Regions from separate parts of the Mus musculus genome. Here region 2 is linked to region 1. The links are chromatin loops, found by intact Hi-C in ENCODE. Cell type or tissue: left cerebral cortex. All regions are shown on one strand. Links, peaks and the distances in the headings refer to the core of each region. The heading gives the core; the rest is flanking DNA.

What was found. A loop is a pair of places that touch in the nucleus more often than their neighbours do. Peaks named below come from ENCODE experiments on the same cell type or tissue, not always from the same donor. Only the 100,000 strongest peaks of a DNase experiment are listed, where the experiment ranks them.
Region 2: it touches region 1 in a loop (2.1-fold over the local background); 2 of 42 quality-filtered maps call a loop at or near these places.

The regions. Positions count from the first base shown.
Region 1 is chr4:15,086,011-15,094,623 of GRCm38, forward strand. The region is part of intron 3 of Necab1 (N-terminal EF-hand calcium binding protein 1); the gene reads right to left. It overlaps Gm36801 (a long non-coding RNA gene), which reads left to right and starts at 7,042. Exons shown (of 3, transcript XR_390422.3): 1 at 7,042-7,498. In left cerebral cortex, for the core only: no CTCF peak of the experiment used is centred there; DNase peaks (open chromatin) are centred at 4,963, 7,023 and 8,169; H3K27ac peaks cover 366 bases.
Region 2 is chr4:15,145,081-15,153,693 of GRCm38, forward strand. It overlaps Necab1 (N-terminal EF-hand calcium binding protein 1), which reads right to left and starts at 4,051. Exons shown (of 13, transcript NM_178617.4): 1 at 3,738-4,051. The coding sequence starts at 3,836. In left cerebral cortex, for the core only: CTCF peaks have their summits at 3,963 and 5,764; DNase peaks (open chromatin) are centred at 756, 1,285, 1,545, 1,956 and 5 more places; H3K4me3 peaks cover 3,226 bases; H3K27ac peaks cover 2,242 bases.

The DNA of each region.
Region 1 (8,613 bases), core at 277-8,276:
ACTTGGCATCATCAGAACCAAACTCTCCCACTGTAGCAAGTCCTGGATATACCATCATACCAGAAAAGCAAGATATAGATCTAAAGTCACTTCTCGTGATGATGATGGAGGACTTTAAGAAGGAAATACAGGAAAACACAGGTATACAGCTAGAAGCCTTTAAAGAGGAAACACAAAAATCCCTTAGAGAGTTATAGGAAAATACTACCAAACAGGTGATAGAATTGAACAAAAATATCCAGGAACTAAAAATAGATGTAGAAACAATAAAGAAAACCTAAAGGGAGACAACTCTGGAGATAGAAACCCTAGGAAAGAAATCAGGAAACATAGATGCGAGCATCAGGAACAGAATACAAGAGGTGGAAAAGAGAATCTCAGGTGCAGAAGATTCCATAGGGAACATGGACACAACAATCAAAGAAAATGAAAAATACAAAAAGATCCTAACTCAAAACATCCAGGAAATCCAGAACACAATGAGAAGACCAAACCTACAGATAATAGGAGAATATGAGAATGAAGATTTTCAACTTAAAGGGCCAGCAAATATCTTCAACAAAATTATAGAAGAAAACTTCCCAAACCTAAAGAAAGAGATGCCAATGAACATACAAGAAGCCTACAGAACTCCAAATAGACTGGACCAGAAAAGAAATTCCTCCTGACACATAATAATCAGAACAACAAATGCACTAAATAAAGACAGAATATTAAAAGCAGTAAGGGAAAAAGTCAAGTAACATATAAAGGGAGACCTTTAAGAATTACTCCAGACTTCTCACCAGAGGCTATGAAAGCCAGAAGATCCTTGACAGATATCATACAGACACTAAGAGAACACAAATGCCAGCCTAGGCTACTATACCCAGCAAGACTCTCAATTACCCTAGATGGAGAAACCAAAGTATTCCATGACTAAACCGAATTCACACAATATATTTCCACAAATCCAGCCCTTCAAAGATAATAATGGGAAAACGCCAATACAAGGACAGAAACTACGCCCTAGAAAAAGCAAGAAAGTAATCCTTCAACAAGCCTAAAAGAAGACAGCCACAAGAACAGAATCTCAACTCTAACAACAAAAATAACACGAAGCAACAATTACTTTTCCTTAATATCTCTGAATATCAATGGACTTAATTCCCCAATAAAAAGACATAGACTAACAGACTGGCTACACAAACAGGACCCAACATTTTGCTGCTTACAGGAAACACATCTCAGAGAAAAAGACAGACACTTCCTCAGAGTGAAAGGCTGGAAAACAATTTTCCAAAAAATGGTCTGAAGAAACAAGCTGGAGTAGCCATTCTAATATCTAATAAAATCGACTTTCAACCCAAAGTTATCAAAAAAGACAAGAGGGTCACTTCATACTTATCAAAGGTAAAATCTTCCAAGATGAACTCTCAATTCTGAATATCTATGCTCCAAATAGAAGGGCAGCCACATTCATTAAACTTTATTAAAGCTCAAAGCACACACTTCACCTCACACAATAATAGTGGGAGACTTCAACACCCCACTTTCATCAATGGACAGATCATGGAAACAGAAATTAAACAGAGACACAGTGAAACTAACAGAAGTTATGAAACAAATGGATTTAACAGATATCTACAAAACATTTTATCCTAAAACAAAAGGATATACCTTCTCCTCAGCACCTCATGGTACCTTCTCCAAAATTGACCATATAATGGGTCACAAAACAGGCCTCAACAGATACAAAAATATTGAAATTTGTCCCATGCATCCTATCAGATCACTATGGACTAAGGCTGATCTTCAATAACAACATAAATAATACAAAGCCAACATTCACTTGGAAACTGAACACCACTTTCCTCAATGATACCTTGGTCAAGGAAGGAACACAGAAAGAAATTGAAGACTTTTTAGAGTTTAATGTAAATGAAGCCACAACATACCCAAACTTATGGGACACAATGAAAGCATTGCTGAGAGGAAAACTCTTAGCTCTGAGTGCTTCCAAAAAGAAACTAGAGAGAGCATACACTAGCAGCTTGACAGCACACCTAAAAGCTCTAGAACAAAAGGAAGAAAATTCACCCAAGAGGAGTAGACTGCAGGAAATAATAAAACTCAGGGGGGAAATAAACCAAGTGGAAACAAAAAGAACTATTCAAAGAATCAACCAAACTAGGAGCTGGTTCTTTGAGAAAATCAACAAGCTAGATCAACACTTAGCCAGACTCACTGGAATAACAAAAAAACCTAGGATAGTAAAAATTCTTCTCAATGGTAAAAGAATCTCTGGTGGAATCACCATGCCAGACCTAAAGCTGTACTACAGAACAATTGTTATGAAAACTGCATAGTACTGGTATAGCGACAGACAAGTAGACCAATGGAATAGAATTAAAGACCCAGAAATGAACCCACACACCTATGGTCACTTATCTTTGACAAGGGATATAAAACCATCCAGTGGAAAAAAAAAGACAGCATTTTCAATAAATGGTGCTGGCACAACTGGCTGTTATCATGTAGAATAATGTGAATTGATCCATTCCTATCTCCTTGTACTAAGGTCAAGTCTAAGTGGATCAAGGAACTCCACATAAAACCAGAGACACTGAAACTTATAGAGGAGAAAGTGGGGTAAAGCCTCAAAGATATGGGCACAGGGGAAAAATTCCTGAATAGAACTGCAATGGCTTGTGCTGTAAGATTGAGAATTGACAAATGGGACCTCATAAAATTGCAAAGCTTCTGTAAGGCAAAAGACACTGTCAATAAGACAAATGGTCACCACAGATTGGGCAAGGATCTTTACCAATCCTAAATCAGATAGGGGACTAATATTCAATATGTATAAAGAACTCAAGAAAATGGACTCCAGAAAACCAAATAACCCCATTAAAAATGGGGCAGAGAGCCAAACAAAGAATTCTCAACTGAGGAATATCGAATGGCTGAGAAGCATCTGAAAAATGTTCAACATCCTTAATCCTCAGGGAAATGCAAATCAAAATAACCCTGAGATTCTATCTCACACCAGTCAGAATGGCTAAGATCAGAAATTCAGGTGACAGCAGATGCTGGTGAGGATGTGGAGAAAGAGGAACACTCCTCCATTGATGGTGGGATTGCATGCTTTGCAACCACTTTGGAAATCAGCCTGGCGGTTCCTCAGAAAATTGGACATAGTACTACAAGAGGATCCTGCAATAACTCTCCTGGGCATATATCCAGAAGATGTTCCAACTGGTAATAAGAACACATGCTCCACTACGTTCATAGCAGCCTTATTTATAATAACCAGAAGCTGGAAAGAACCCAGATGTCCCTCAACAGAGGAATGGATACAGAAAATGTGGTACATTTACTCAATGGAGTACCACTCAGCAATTAAAAAGAATGAATTTATGAAATTCCTAGGAAAATGGATGGATCTGGAGGGTATCATCCTGAGTGAGGTAACCCAATCACAAAAGAACTCACATTATATGCACTCACTGATAAGTGGATATTAGCCCAGAAATTTAGAATACCCAAGATACAATTTACAAAACACATGAAACTCAAGAAGAATGAAGACCAAAGTGTGGACACTTTGCCTCTTCTTAGAATTGGGAACAAAACACCCATGGAAGGAGTTACAGAGATGAAGTTTGCAGCTGAGACAAAAGCATCGATCATCCAGAGACTGCCCCACTCGGGGTCCATCCCATAATCAGCCACAAAATGCAGACAATTTGGCATACACCAGCAAGATTTTGCTGACATGACCCTGATATAGCTGTGGCTTGAGAGGCTATGCCAGTGCCTGGCAAACAGAGAAGTGGATGCTTACAGTCAGCTATAGGATGGAACACAGTGCCTCAATGGAGGAGCTAGAGAAAGTACCTAAGGAGCTAAAGGGGTCTGCAACCCTATAGGTGGAACAACAATATGAACTAACCAGTACCCCCCAGAGCTCGTGTCTCTAGCTGCATATGTAGCAGAAGATGGCCTAGTGGGCCATCATTCGGAAGACCCTTGGTATTTCAAACTTTATATGCCCCAGTACAGGGGAAACACCAGGGCCAAGAAGTGGGAGTGAGTGGATGGGGAGCAGGGGGTGGGGAGGGTATAAGGGACTTTTGGGATAGCATTTAAAATGTAAATGTAGTAAATACCTAATAAAAAATTGGCAAGAAAAAGTAATTCTGGAGTTTTAAAGATAAAAATATATGTATTTTGAAATATATTATAGCCATGCTAATTTAGAAAAATAATTCAAACAATACTATAACTTCAAATTCTTGGTATGTTGTCTTCTCAGTTTGGCATACAGTCAACACTCAATAAGAACTAGAGAAAAATGAATAAAAACATTAAAAGTCTAAGCAATAAAACAAAGCCAAACCCACTACTTGGTCCTCCCTAAGTGGTACAGTTTTATTTCTGAATCACTGAAAACTAAATTTCATTTGCTGATAATTTTGCTAACAGAGTAAATTTCAAAATCCCTCTTGCAGCAGTTTTGGCGTTGGTAGAACTACTGAATTTTAACAAAGGAGATCAAGTTAAGTTCACAGATTAATCCTATTATGACATAATTACTGCACTTTCCATTTTGGTTGACAATGCCCTGTCTCTTATTTTTTGTCTCCTCCTGAAGGATCAAGTTTTGTCTCCTGAAGGACAGTCACTGAGAAACAGTTGTTCCTGCCATGTCAATATTAATAGCAGCTGTGTTGGAACAGCGGGCCAGGGAAGACACTGCATGCCAGTGGGAAAAATACAAACAGCTACTCTGGAAAAACATTAGCCAGAAAGACCTCTGTCAAAATGCAAGTTGACAACACTGGGGGAGTCATTCCAGTACTGAAAGGTGGGCTTATGTAACTCACTTGAAAATCACACTCCATCTCTGCCGCTCTGTGGTGCGTTAAAGCTGGCATGAAGGCAATTAGGTACCATTCTGTGGTAATTAAGGCTATGCCATTTTTATTCACTTAGCTCGGCCTGCTCTCTGCTTCACAGAATTTAGGATATACCAGGTGGCATTCCATTCTGGAAAGCCCTGTGGTATCACAGCAACTCAAAGGAAGATGCAAGTGTTGCTCGGCTTGCTTTCAAAAACCACTTGAAGGAAAACCCACTTCAAAAATTAAGAAAACGGATGATACTCAATAACAAAACAAAATATCCAGCTGTTCAGAGAAATACCCGTTGCTCATTTACGAAACTTTTCACCAGTCTATAGACCATAGATTTATAGACAAAGAAATAGATAAATTTCAGGAAAAATGTCTTTATGTTTGTAACCGTAATTAATAAAAAGACAGGGCATGAATTTGAAAGAGCTAGGAGGGAAATATTGAAAGGCTGGGCGGGAGTAAGCACAAGAGGGAAATGATGTAATTATTTTACACTTGAATAAGTTAAAGAAATATTTTTTAAATCAAGTTCTATTAATAGAGCTATTGTGTTTACTAGGTGACCAGTGTTTTCTTGGCAACTGTAATGGTTAGCTTCAATTGCCAACTAGAAGCAATCTAGACTTACTGTGAAGAGTCTCAATGTGTGACTGTCAAATCAGATTGACCCATGGGCTTGTCTGTTGGGGATGCTCTTGACCACACTAATTGAAGTGGGAAGACCCCCTTGGGTGGCATCATTTGCTGGGTAGAGAATCCTAATTGTATAATGCATGCATGTACTAATCCACCACTCTGCTCTTGACAGTAGATATACTGTGGGCAGTTCTCCCATGTTCCTGCTCCTGTGCCTTCCTTTCTCCAATGGACTAAAACCTGCAATTGTGAGCTAAAATAAACCCTTTCTATTCCGAAGTTACTGTTCAGGGCACTTTATTACAGAAACAGGAATGAAAACTGTCAGATACTCCTTTCAAGTTATATGGTTTTGATCGAGATATATGGTGCTAAACATTAATCTTTTCAATTAATAGAATGTGTAGTCTAAGTGTACAAAACAATGTACCCTGTGAAAAATGAAGCAACACTTTTAAGAAGACACACACACACACACACACACACACACACACACACACACACTACTATATATAGGAAGTAGCCTAAGAGTATGAACCGGAGCTATTGAGGTAGGTCAGTGGGTAAAGGAATTTAAAATTGAGGCTGATTGATTATCAGAGTTCAATCTCTTGGACCTTCATGGGTGAAAGAAGAGAAAGTTGCATCTGACATCTATCTACATACCTATCTATCTATCTATCTATCTATCTATCTATCTATCTATCTAAGCACATGTTAACAATCTTTATTCAAAAATATGAACTGTCTTAGGGTTTTACTGTGAAGGTTGAACAGATATTTGCTTAAGTGAAATGAGGAAAATTTCAGAGTTCAGTGTGGACATTGTCCCTGTGGTTTGGTCATCTCCCTATGCCTCAGCATAGTGTTGAAGCATGTAATAGCCAGGTTTTTTTAAATGGTATACAGCTGGGCTTATGAAAATTCATTAAAAACATTTTCATGCTACACACTAAGCAATATTGAAAATCTTCTGTTTGTGATCTTGTTAATCAGGGCTGTTTTGAAACTTAAAGAAAAAAAAAACCAGAAGGAGAAGGTGTGAAAAGAGATCCCTCTTTGCTAAGGAAGGTGTTTGCCCACAACCTTCTTTGATATCAAGGGGACAGGATGAGTAAGCACATTCATCAACGAAGGGCACTGAATAGCAGGGCAAACTTCCCAGGTGTCTGCTGTTGCCTCTTCCCTGCAGCCAAGGCTCTTTTCAAGCACCTACAATCACTACTCAAGGCACTTCTGCTACCTGTATCAACTTTAGTAAAACTCACACAACATACAACTCATAAAAAAAAAAAGTAATTTCCTAAGATCTATCAAAAATCCTTTGGCAACCTAACTGTTTGGTGTTATGGAAATTCCCTGTGTCAGAAAGCCTCCAGGTATGCTTAAAAAGTACAACAGTTCTGGGAGAAGAGAAAGCCGGGGACTTACTTGAGGAGCAAAGAGCTCTGGAGACAAGCTGTTCCAGCCCCCATAAAACAAACAGGGAACAGCCACCAATCAGCCCTCCCACACTGTCGCTTGAGAGCTGCTGAGAGCTTTCTTCTGTTTTCCAAGATGTTAAAGTGTAGCTAAACCAATCTGCCCTTCTCTCCTATACTGTCTCTTAGGGACGAGAAGCAAGGAAATGTTCAAAAAGAAACATCTTGTTTACTTGTTACACATATAGATTTCATGTTAGATACTACTTTAAGCCCCAGCGGTTGCCCTCTAAAATCGGAGGTAAACAGACATTTTAAAGAGTTCTGTATCCACTTGTATCCCCTGTCTAACTCTAGGGAGCTAGGGACTGTGAAGTCCTCCAGCTTCTTGTTCAGGCCAGCTGACCACCACCAAGATTCAGAATGGCTGTTCTCAATTCTCAGATCTGGGCCCTCCACATTTCTACGGAGAAAGAAAGGAACTTTCTGTCAAGCCTGAAAGTCAGCCTGCTAAGCTGCTTTCGCTCCTTGGTGTCCTTGAAGGTAAGTCTCAAGTTATTGTCATTATTGCTTACCTAGACAGTATAGGCAGAGAGGCGGAGTCTCAAACAGAAATGCCAGCTCTGGACTCCCCTTTAGGAACAGTTTAATTGTTCTGCAATATTATTCTAACCCATAACTACCTTTCTATTATGCAAATCTATGTTCTAAGAGAAAGCCCATTTTGCAAGGTATTGTTGCATCCAGAAGACAGGATGGATAGAATTTCTATCAACTGCCTCTCATTTGTAAAGCTCTTTACATATGAAGAGATTAATCTACCTAAGATAGGTCATTGGTCATTTTTCTATAGCTTATCACATTATTGCCCTTTACCTCTTGAAACGTTAGATTTCTGTTGATTGGGCATAGCTGTGAGCTTCCAAATATCACCCATATTTGTAAGAGGGGAGTTACTGTTCAGAGAACTAAGCCATTGACTTGACTTCACAAGTGCCATATTTTCTGGAGGGTTGTGAACCCAGGAGGCAGCACTAAGCAAGTATACATGTGCTGTTGGTTCTGTATTCACAAGTACTACTGACACTAGTTAAACAAACCTCATCTATTTATGTAGCACCTTCCTTGGCTGGTAGACTAAACTGCTTAACATTTGTTCCGAAGCTTTCACAATTCTCCTTCCAGAACATATTATTAGTTCCACTTAATATTCAAAGAGAGTAAAGCCTTGGAAAGTTTTCTTGGCCAGAAACAGAATGAAGACTGCTGCTCTGCCAGATTACAAGGCAGTGTACAAAAGCAGATTTGATGAGCAGTTGTGGAGGGTCTGGTGTACTTTAGGATGGGTCTCAATGTCACAGTTTCCTCCTGTGCAAAATGGCTCCATCAGGATCGTGCTTTTGAGATTTTTTTTTTTTTTTAAATACAGCTTCTCACTGTGTATCTCTGGCTGGCCTAAAACTTCATACATAGATCAGGATGGCCTTGAACTCACAGAGATCTTTTACATCTGCTTCTCAGGTGCTGAGATTAAAGGTGGGCACCACCATGCCTGGCCTTCAAGATTAAACAAATTAATGAATAAAAGCTGTTTAGACCAGAACATAGTAAGACATTCATAAATACTGACCATTAATACCTTTTCTATAAGGCAGGAC
Region 2 (8,613 bases), core at 416-8,415, 59 kb after region 1:
GTATAGCAATAGCAGAAATTGGGCATAGACTTATGATGTCGAAAAGCCCTTTGTGCTCTGACAATACTCTGTCCATGCCATCTCACACACAAGTAATGTGTGCCAAGCCTCAGAACCAAGCACCTTTTAGAAGGAGAAGCTATTACTCATTTTGACTAAGTTCTGACCTTCCAGGCCAAGTGCTTTGCATGGGCTTCCATACATCGATAGAGAAAAAAGGATGTCAAATTGTAAAGTCATCACTTTCTTTTCTGACACTCTTGCTTTAACCCTCCCTTGTCAGCAAAATGGAGACGGTCCTGTTCCTTTTCCATTAAAAGTAATGAGAGGTAGGACGGGTGGTTTAGAGGTGGAACATCCACTTAGCATGCACAAGATCCTGGGTCAGATGTGCAGCAGTGAACACAAGAGGAGCCAAAGGAAATCTATTGGAAGAGGACAGTGTCACTGAATGAATAGAGATGCAACCCATTTCTTTTGGAATTTCTCTTACGTCAGGAGCAGAATTGATCTTCTCCCCCCCCCCCCCCCGACACACACACACTGTGAAGTAGCAGACTAGTTTAATCAGAAGAGAACCTGACTACTCCAAGGACTCATGCTTTAAATGTGACTTTCTTCTCCATCGTCTGAAATGAGGGAACCTGGGTAGTGAAAAGGGAATCCAATTGTCAGCCTTCTGATCATTTTGTGTTGCTGTGTGTACTGGAGGCCATTCTGGCCCTGTCCCATGCCTGGCAGGTGTGCCTTGTATAAATATGCCCAGCAGTAGTGTGCCAGCATGCACGGGTAGCCAGCACTCGGGAAAGGTCTTCTCCTCACCCTTAGTAGGTATTCATAATTAGTTATAATAAGCTGATATATAATTGTGGCTTTTCAGGAGAAGACAATATAGACTCTGCTTATGTGGTTCCTTTGTGAATTTAGCTACAGCTATTTTACTTATGAATTTGTGAATATGGACATGGACATACCATAGAGATTCAAATGTACATTTCATGTGTCTTTTTTTTTCTTTGATATTTAGACTGTCACCCCATAATGAAAACATGGCACCTGCCGAATATAAATAAGAGAATGAAATGAAAGACAATGATTCTACAGAATCTGATTTTCATGTTAAGTCAACCATTTACCTCTAGTTTCTAGGCAGCTTGCTGGACCTAGTCATGTCCCCAACAGCATCCACAAATGGGGTTTATGTAGATTCCCTAAGAAGTCTAAAGACTTACTGTCTCAGTGACACATCGGTATAAATGAGACTATTCTTATTCCTATTGGGAGAGTCAGTTCTTCCCCCAAATTGGAAATTAGCCTGTGAGGAGCAGGAGTCCCCAGTGGTCTCTTATCATTTCAGATCTAGAAGAGGAAGAATATACCACCCGTTCCTTGTGTTGATCTGAGTAGATTTCAAAAAGCAATCATTCTTAGCAGTGCTACTAGAATATACTAAATCTAATCAAATCAAATGATGTATTTATGTTTCACATTGTGTTGTTGCTAAAACCGACAGGATCCAGAAATGAATAATTCAGAGGTCTCTAAATAACCAACCCTTTTTTCATGTCACACAATTCACCAGAGTGTTACATTTTTTCACAAAATAACTCAGGAATGTGTAAACAACATATTTTCTATCCAAGAAAAAAGAACCCAACTGCAGTTAATCTTTTTTTAAAGCTATGTTTCAAAGAAAAACAGGCATGTTAACGCCTCTCTTGTGGAATCAGGTTTTTTGGTTTTTGTTTTTCTGGGTTTTTTTGTTTTTGTATTTTCCAATTCTGGAACTAGACTTAAGAAGGTAAGGGAGCCAGCCCTGTTTATAGATGAAAGCTCCATCAGGACAGGGAACTTACATTAAAAGAACTTGGGAACAACTGCACCTACATAATAAGATGAGATTTAAAATTTTGCTTTTAATAACCTGCTGTTGAACACGTGAGCTTAGAATGGTAAGTCTGTCGGGTGGCTTTCTTTGCTCTTTCATAGTCTCTATACATTCCTCAGCAGAGAATCTCCAGGATTTGTTAGAGGCAATAAGATAAAAGCACGGGTAGTGCTCAGTGTCCTCAGAGGGCAGAGCACAGATTAGGCACAAAAGGACAGAGGTCCCACTTGACCTCAGGACTAACTTCTTGGCAGATTGGTTTTCTTCCTCATAATAGTCTGGATGAGCAAGGTCCTGATTCCCTCCTGATCCTGGGGATTGCACACTCATGTGTGCAGCCCTGTCTTTACAATGACCCAACCTAGTTCCTGGAGGCAGGGCATGAAGAAATAATTAGAGCATAGACTGAACCATTGCAGAGATTTAAAAGAAAAAAAAAAAACCTACAACAATGTGTTGCAGTAAAAAGTGGAAATCATGTTTTCATGGGGAGAAAATGGTTGGCCCCCAAAGCCTGAATCCTGTGTTGGCACTGCATGGTGATGTGGGGAGAAGGCTGCCTGGAGGTGGGGTTGAAGCTTCGATTAAGTCTTACACAAGTTTTAATTATTGATATAAATTTCTCAGCCAATTTTTTAAAAAGTCTAGATAATTCCTTCACGACAAATCAAAGACTCCTTGCCCCTCCCCCATTATCTTCAAAATCCCTGACTGGCCATTATGATAGTTGATGTCCTCACATTTTCATTTTTCATACTCAAGTGTATTTAGCCTCTGGCCCACCTCCTTCATGCTTGGACTTTAATAAGGAGTGATGGCTTAGAGAAGGGGAGGGGCAGGGACAAACGAGGCTCCTTTGCATGCTTTGCCCATTTTCCATCATGCTAAAAAAGGAGCGGCTAGAACTGTCCCCACTGAGCAAGCCAGACACTACCTGGGGGAACAGAGTGAATTTTACATGTGAACAGCAGCTAGAAGAGCCAGAACCCAGAAGGCAAGCAACCCAGGAACAGGAAAGCCAGGAAACAAAACAAGGCAGCCGGGTGAGAAACAAACATTAGGGACAAAGCGAAGCGGAATCTAGGAGCAAATTAAATCTAAAACTGAGAGAGAAAGAGGGGGGGGGGGAGAGAGATTACAGCATAAGGAGACAAAATAGCACGGAAAGAATGGTCAGGCTAGAGATGCGAAGCAAGGAAGTCAATTCCCAAGCAAGGAATGGGACCATAGGGAAAACCATCAAAAGCTAGAAGAGAAGGTTAATGATAGTAATTACAACTTAGGCAGGGCAGGTGGTGGTGGTGGGGAGAATAATAGGGAAGGCAGCGGGCACCAAAAGAGAAAAAAAAATCATTATGATAAAAGAGACCTTGGCTTCTGTTGTAAAATAAGAAAACGAATACGTTCAAAGAAATTGTTTTTGAAGGTAGCTGGGAGTAGCTGGAGGGGCATCACAATGTCTAAGGCTTCCGTCAGCGCTCCCAGCACAAGGGAGAGAGAGTGCCTGCCAGTAAATTGGGCAGCAGGGATGAGACCGGAATCAAGTCCTACACTGCTCAATGGGAGACTCTCCATTCCGGGCAGAAGCCCTAGGTTCTGGGAAGTCGAACTTTGGGGGCTCCTTAAAGCTTATAATCAAAGCTGCAGGTCTGGGACAGCTCTTTACAAGTTGGGTGGCAGTCCTTTCTCTTGCATTTATTTGCCTAGGGTCCTCTGGGGAACAGCAGATAGGAGATAGTTTGAGTGGAGGTCTGATAGCAATGCCAGCAGCCAACCGCTGCTCCTGACCCCTCCCCTCTCACAGAGGTGATGCCTAATGCGCCCACCTAACTACTTCAGCTATACTTACGTCGAGGAAGATGGACATGCCCTTGGACAGTTGCAGGGTAGAGCTGAGCTCTTCCGAGGAGTTGTTGGAGGAAGGCGAAGTCTCCCGGGAATCCTCCATCCTCAGCGGTCCTGGCGCTGGCGGGCAGACTGGGCGGGATGCAAAGGCTCTGACCTGGTGCTGTCTCAGCTGCTGCCTCCCCGCGCCGCGCCACCAGGGTCGGATGCAAGTGGGTGTTCGCTCTGAGCGCGCGCCTCCCTCTGCTCTGCGCGGACTCTCCTCCCTCTCCCGCCTCTAGGCTTCAGCACGCTAGCTCTCGCCGCCCCCTTCCCGTGGCTGACTGCACCTCACTGGGGATCCGACTTAGCAACACTGTAACTCCCCTTGCCAGTGAGCATTCCCTGGCCTTGACAAGCCCTTAGTCACTTGCCAGAGGTAACCTTCTGGACCCTGCCCACCACACCGCACTTTACATGACAGAGCAGATCAAGCTTTGTCCTGAGCATCAGAGGGGGGTGGGGTGGGGGGGTGGGGGGGTCAGAAGCACTGAGGGAAAACCATGAGTGGGAAGAAGGAATCGAGTTTTGCCTACTCCATCCTTGATGGAAACAGAACTCTGTGCCCCCCTCACTCCTCCCCACGCCCAACCTGGTTTCTGGATTCTGTCCTGGAAGGGATAGCTAGTTCAGTTTTGGATTAAGGCACTGGGTCTGGCCATCTGCCTTAGTTGCTTTTTTATCTTGTGGTGTAGCAAATTGCTAAATCTTTAAAGCTTAGTGTTTACGAATCGGCAAAACGATCACCAGGGTGGTGCTTAGCTTATAGTTCCACTGCTTGCACACTTGGCACTATCAGGTGTAGGGAGGGAGAGGCAAGCCCGGCACAACACAGACAAAATGTAGGGAGATAACTTGCCTTGCGCCAGTCGTCCTGGCCATGAGCCTTCTTCCAACACCATGGATTCTGGCGTTTCCAACCTCCCTACCTCCCGGCTGCTCTGAATCTACTGTTTACAGAGAGTGAGTTTGCAACTCTGGCTGAACGTTGGACTGTGTGTCACTTAGAGTGTGTGTCAACTTCAAAATGTCCTAACAGATGAATGAATTGTCATTCTTCCTGCAGGCTTTCTTCGTGCCTAGACCTAGAAGATCGTACTTTCTGAGCTGGGGTGCATCAAAGGCTTTTAAGAGCTGCACCCTTCCAATGGTACATTTATTCGTACTCGGAGTTAGGAACTCACTCCCACAAAAGCAAAACAAACAAACAAACAAACAAACAAACAAACAAATTAAGGCCTGAGTTTCACTTCTGGATTCATGTTCAGTTAGCATGTGGTTGTCCCTAGCGTATTTTTCCTCTCTCAAAGCGTCTCAGGCAATCTTTATGAGCCCAGAATTAATAAGCACTTAAAGAAGAAGAGCTACAGAAATTAAGCAAAGGTCAGTGACTTCAGACCTGTAAAGTCCAGGGATAAAACGCAGAGCTTCATTAAGTCTAGAGTCACAAACATGATTAGAGAAGATATTGATTGGAGCTGTGCTTTGAGGACTATTAGTCTTGCATCTTTGTGTATTTATACCTTATTAACTTCGAGTTATCTTATCTGAACAACTAGAATAGATTCTTTCCTCTGACAATTGCTTAGCAAAAAGAAATGAAAAATCATGAAAAAATTCCAGTCAACCCATCAAAGAAATACTGATCATTCAAATCACACAGAAACAAGAGAGATGCTGACAATGAATGTTATCGAGTTTACAAAAGCACCATATTTGTTCCTACTATTGACTGAGGAATATATCTGTGTCAATAAACATAGCCTAAGTCTGGACTCTCTAACTTGTGTGGGTCTCTCTGCCCTCAAATTCAGCCTTGTGAAATATGCTTGTGCTCATCCCATGGAAACAAGCCTAGGTGAAAAAGCAGATTTTCTTAGATTATAAATGAAAAACAGGAAAATAACCTGTCACTAATGTTCAAAACTAGAGAACTAGCTGCAACAGTGCAGTAAAGTGACCCCTGCTCCCTTTGCTGACAATGCATGCCAGCTTGTGTTTCTTCTAAGGAGCTATCAAGAAGGAATGTAGGAAGGCTGGTGGTTAAGCCTAGTGGTTAAGAGTACTTACTGCTCTTGAGAAGACCTGGGTTCAGTTGACTCACAGATGTCTATATCTTCAGTTACCCACATGATGCAATGCATACATCTAGGCAAACACTCATACACATAAAATAAAAATAAATACAAAGAATAAGAAAAGTACGGCGAGTGTGATTGCAAAGCCAGAAAAAGTACTGTCCGTGAAATCCTGGCTGAGTTCAACACCATAGCTCATAAAGATGGGAAGAAAGAATGGACTTCACGGGTCTCCTCTACAGGGACTTCATGACAGCTGTGCCCACACATAAACACAACATAACACACAGATATGTACACACATCATACACACATATACACACACACATACCACATTCATACACATACATGTACCACATATACACACATATGCACACACACATCATAAACACCACACACATACACATCATACACACCACACACACACACACACACACACATCATACATCCACATATACCACATTCATACACATAAAGACATATGCACACACACACACATCATACACACCACACACACACACACAGACATGCACACACATATATGCACAGTACATCATAAAATACACACGCACACACACGCAGACATGCACACACATATATGCACAGTACATTATAAAACACACACACATAATTTTAAAAGAAGAAATGTAAATCATTAAACAACTTGCTCGTTATCATTTCTTTTTTGTTTTGTTTTTGAGACAGGGTTTCTCTGTATAGCCCTGGCTGTCCTGGAACTCACTCTGTAGACCAGGCTGGCCTGGAACTCAGAAATCTGCCTCCCAAGTGCTGGGATTAAAGGCGTGCGCCACCACTGCCCAGCTGTTATCATTTCTTTTAATGATTTCCACAAGAATTGTATTCTGCTACAGCTGACTTACCTCTATGATGAAGATAATGGTTAGGGAAGGCTCCACCAGAACTGGGTAACAATTAGATTCTCATTCACAGCCAAATTCAATCGGTTTTACAAAGTCGTAACCGAACATATTTTTGGTTTTCTTTTTATCTAGAGAGAGAGCCTTTTGAAAACTGTTTTCACACATCGTTTTGCTGAAACACAGATGCTGTACTGCTGTGCATAGTATCAGTTGCAAACAGCAGACAGCTGACTGGAGGGAGGAAATGTATCTTCTTTCCAACTTACTTGTACTGAAGGCCTGGGCAGAAAGGAAGCAAAGGAGAAAGGAATGTAATTGAAGATTATAGCTCCCAGACTTGCTATAAGACTGACATGAAGATATTTGGAGCATTTCAGCAAATGATGGCTATGTGGGAATGTATTGAATTTCAATCCATCTGTCTCATGAAGGAACTATTATCTAAACCATTTCAGACTGTCAGGGATCTATTTTATTTATACTTCAAGTCTAGGGAGCACTATCCTTGAGAGCAATGACTCAGGATCCTTCCAGTCTGGTTAATGGACATCCTGTTGCTTTGGCAACCTTAGATCCAAACCCATTATTTATCTGGAGACCTGAGCAGAGGGTATATGTTCTGAAGACAGGCAGGAGTCAAATTTTCTGTACATTAGAAGATGATTACACTTACAGAATCCAGAGCAGACGTTGAAATGTAGGCTTAGCTGAAAGGATGCTTAAATCCAAATACAATATAGGAAAGGACACTTGTTAACTACAGCAGGCACACAGAGGTGAGTGTGAGGTGGCCTGTAGCTGCAATGCTGGAAAAGCCCTGCAGGTAATGAAATCAATTTAGAGAAGGGATTTTGTGAATAAGATTTTCCCCTATTTCTTTCCTGGCAATTCGATTACTGCTATTTAGAAAAACTTAACTGATTTTACTGTGTGAATTTTGTGTCCTGCTACTTAAGTTAAAGAATTTGTAAGATATAATAGTTTTATGGTAAAAGAATCAGGATCTGATGAGTATAGGATCATGTCATCTACAAAGAGGGATAATTTGATGTCTTCCTTTCCTGTTTGTATCCTTATTCTTTCTTCCTCTTGCTTTATTGCACTAGCTAAGACTTCAAGCACTGTATTGAGTAGAAGTAGATAGAATGGACATTCTTGTCTTGTTCCTAATTAGTGAAAAATGTTTTCAGGCTTCTAAACAACTAGAATAATATTGTCTATAACTTGTCATACACAGCCTTCTTCTGCTCAAACTTGCTCCTGGTTTCTTTAGAGGCTTTATCATGAATGGTTGCTAAACTCCGGCAAAGATCATTTCTGCATCTATTCAGATAGCCATGCCGTGTCTGACCCTGAGCATATGCACATGCTATATATAGACTTGGACATGTTGAATCATCCTGTTTACAGCAATTTAACTGAGACATTTTACACGTATATTGAGCAGGGAAATTAGTACACACTTCTTTCCTTATTGTTGATATCAGGGTCATTCTGTCTTCATAGAATACCTTTGACAGTGCCACTTCCCTTTTGCTCTGTGCAATAGTTTGAGGAACGTTGTTGTTAGCATTGTTGTGGGATTCAGGAGTGGCTCCAGCTGGTCCTCTTTTTGCTTTATTGGAAGATTGGGTTGATTTGTTTAGTTTTGTTTTTATTTTTTCTTTCTATTACTTTAACCTTGATGCTTTTAAAGATGATTTGTCTCCTCTTATTTTAGTCTTAGTGGGTCATATGTACTTAGAAATTTACTCAATTAAAAATGTTTCAGTATTTTTGGAAATATTTGTTTTTAAAGTATTCCCTAATGATACTTTGTATTTCAATTGAATTTTCTGTTACATATATACCTCTTAGCTTCCAATTTATTAGTTTGAGTCTT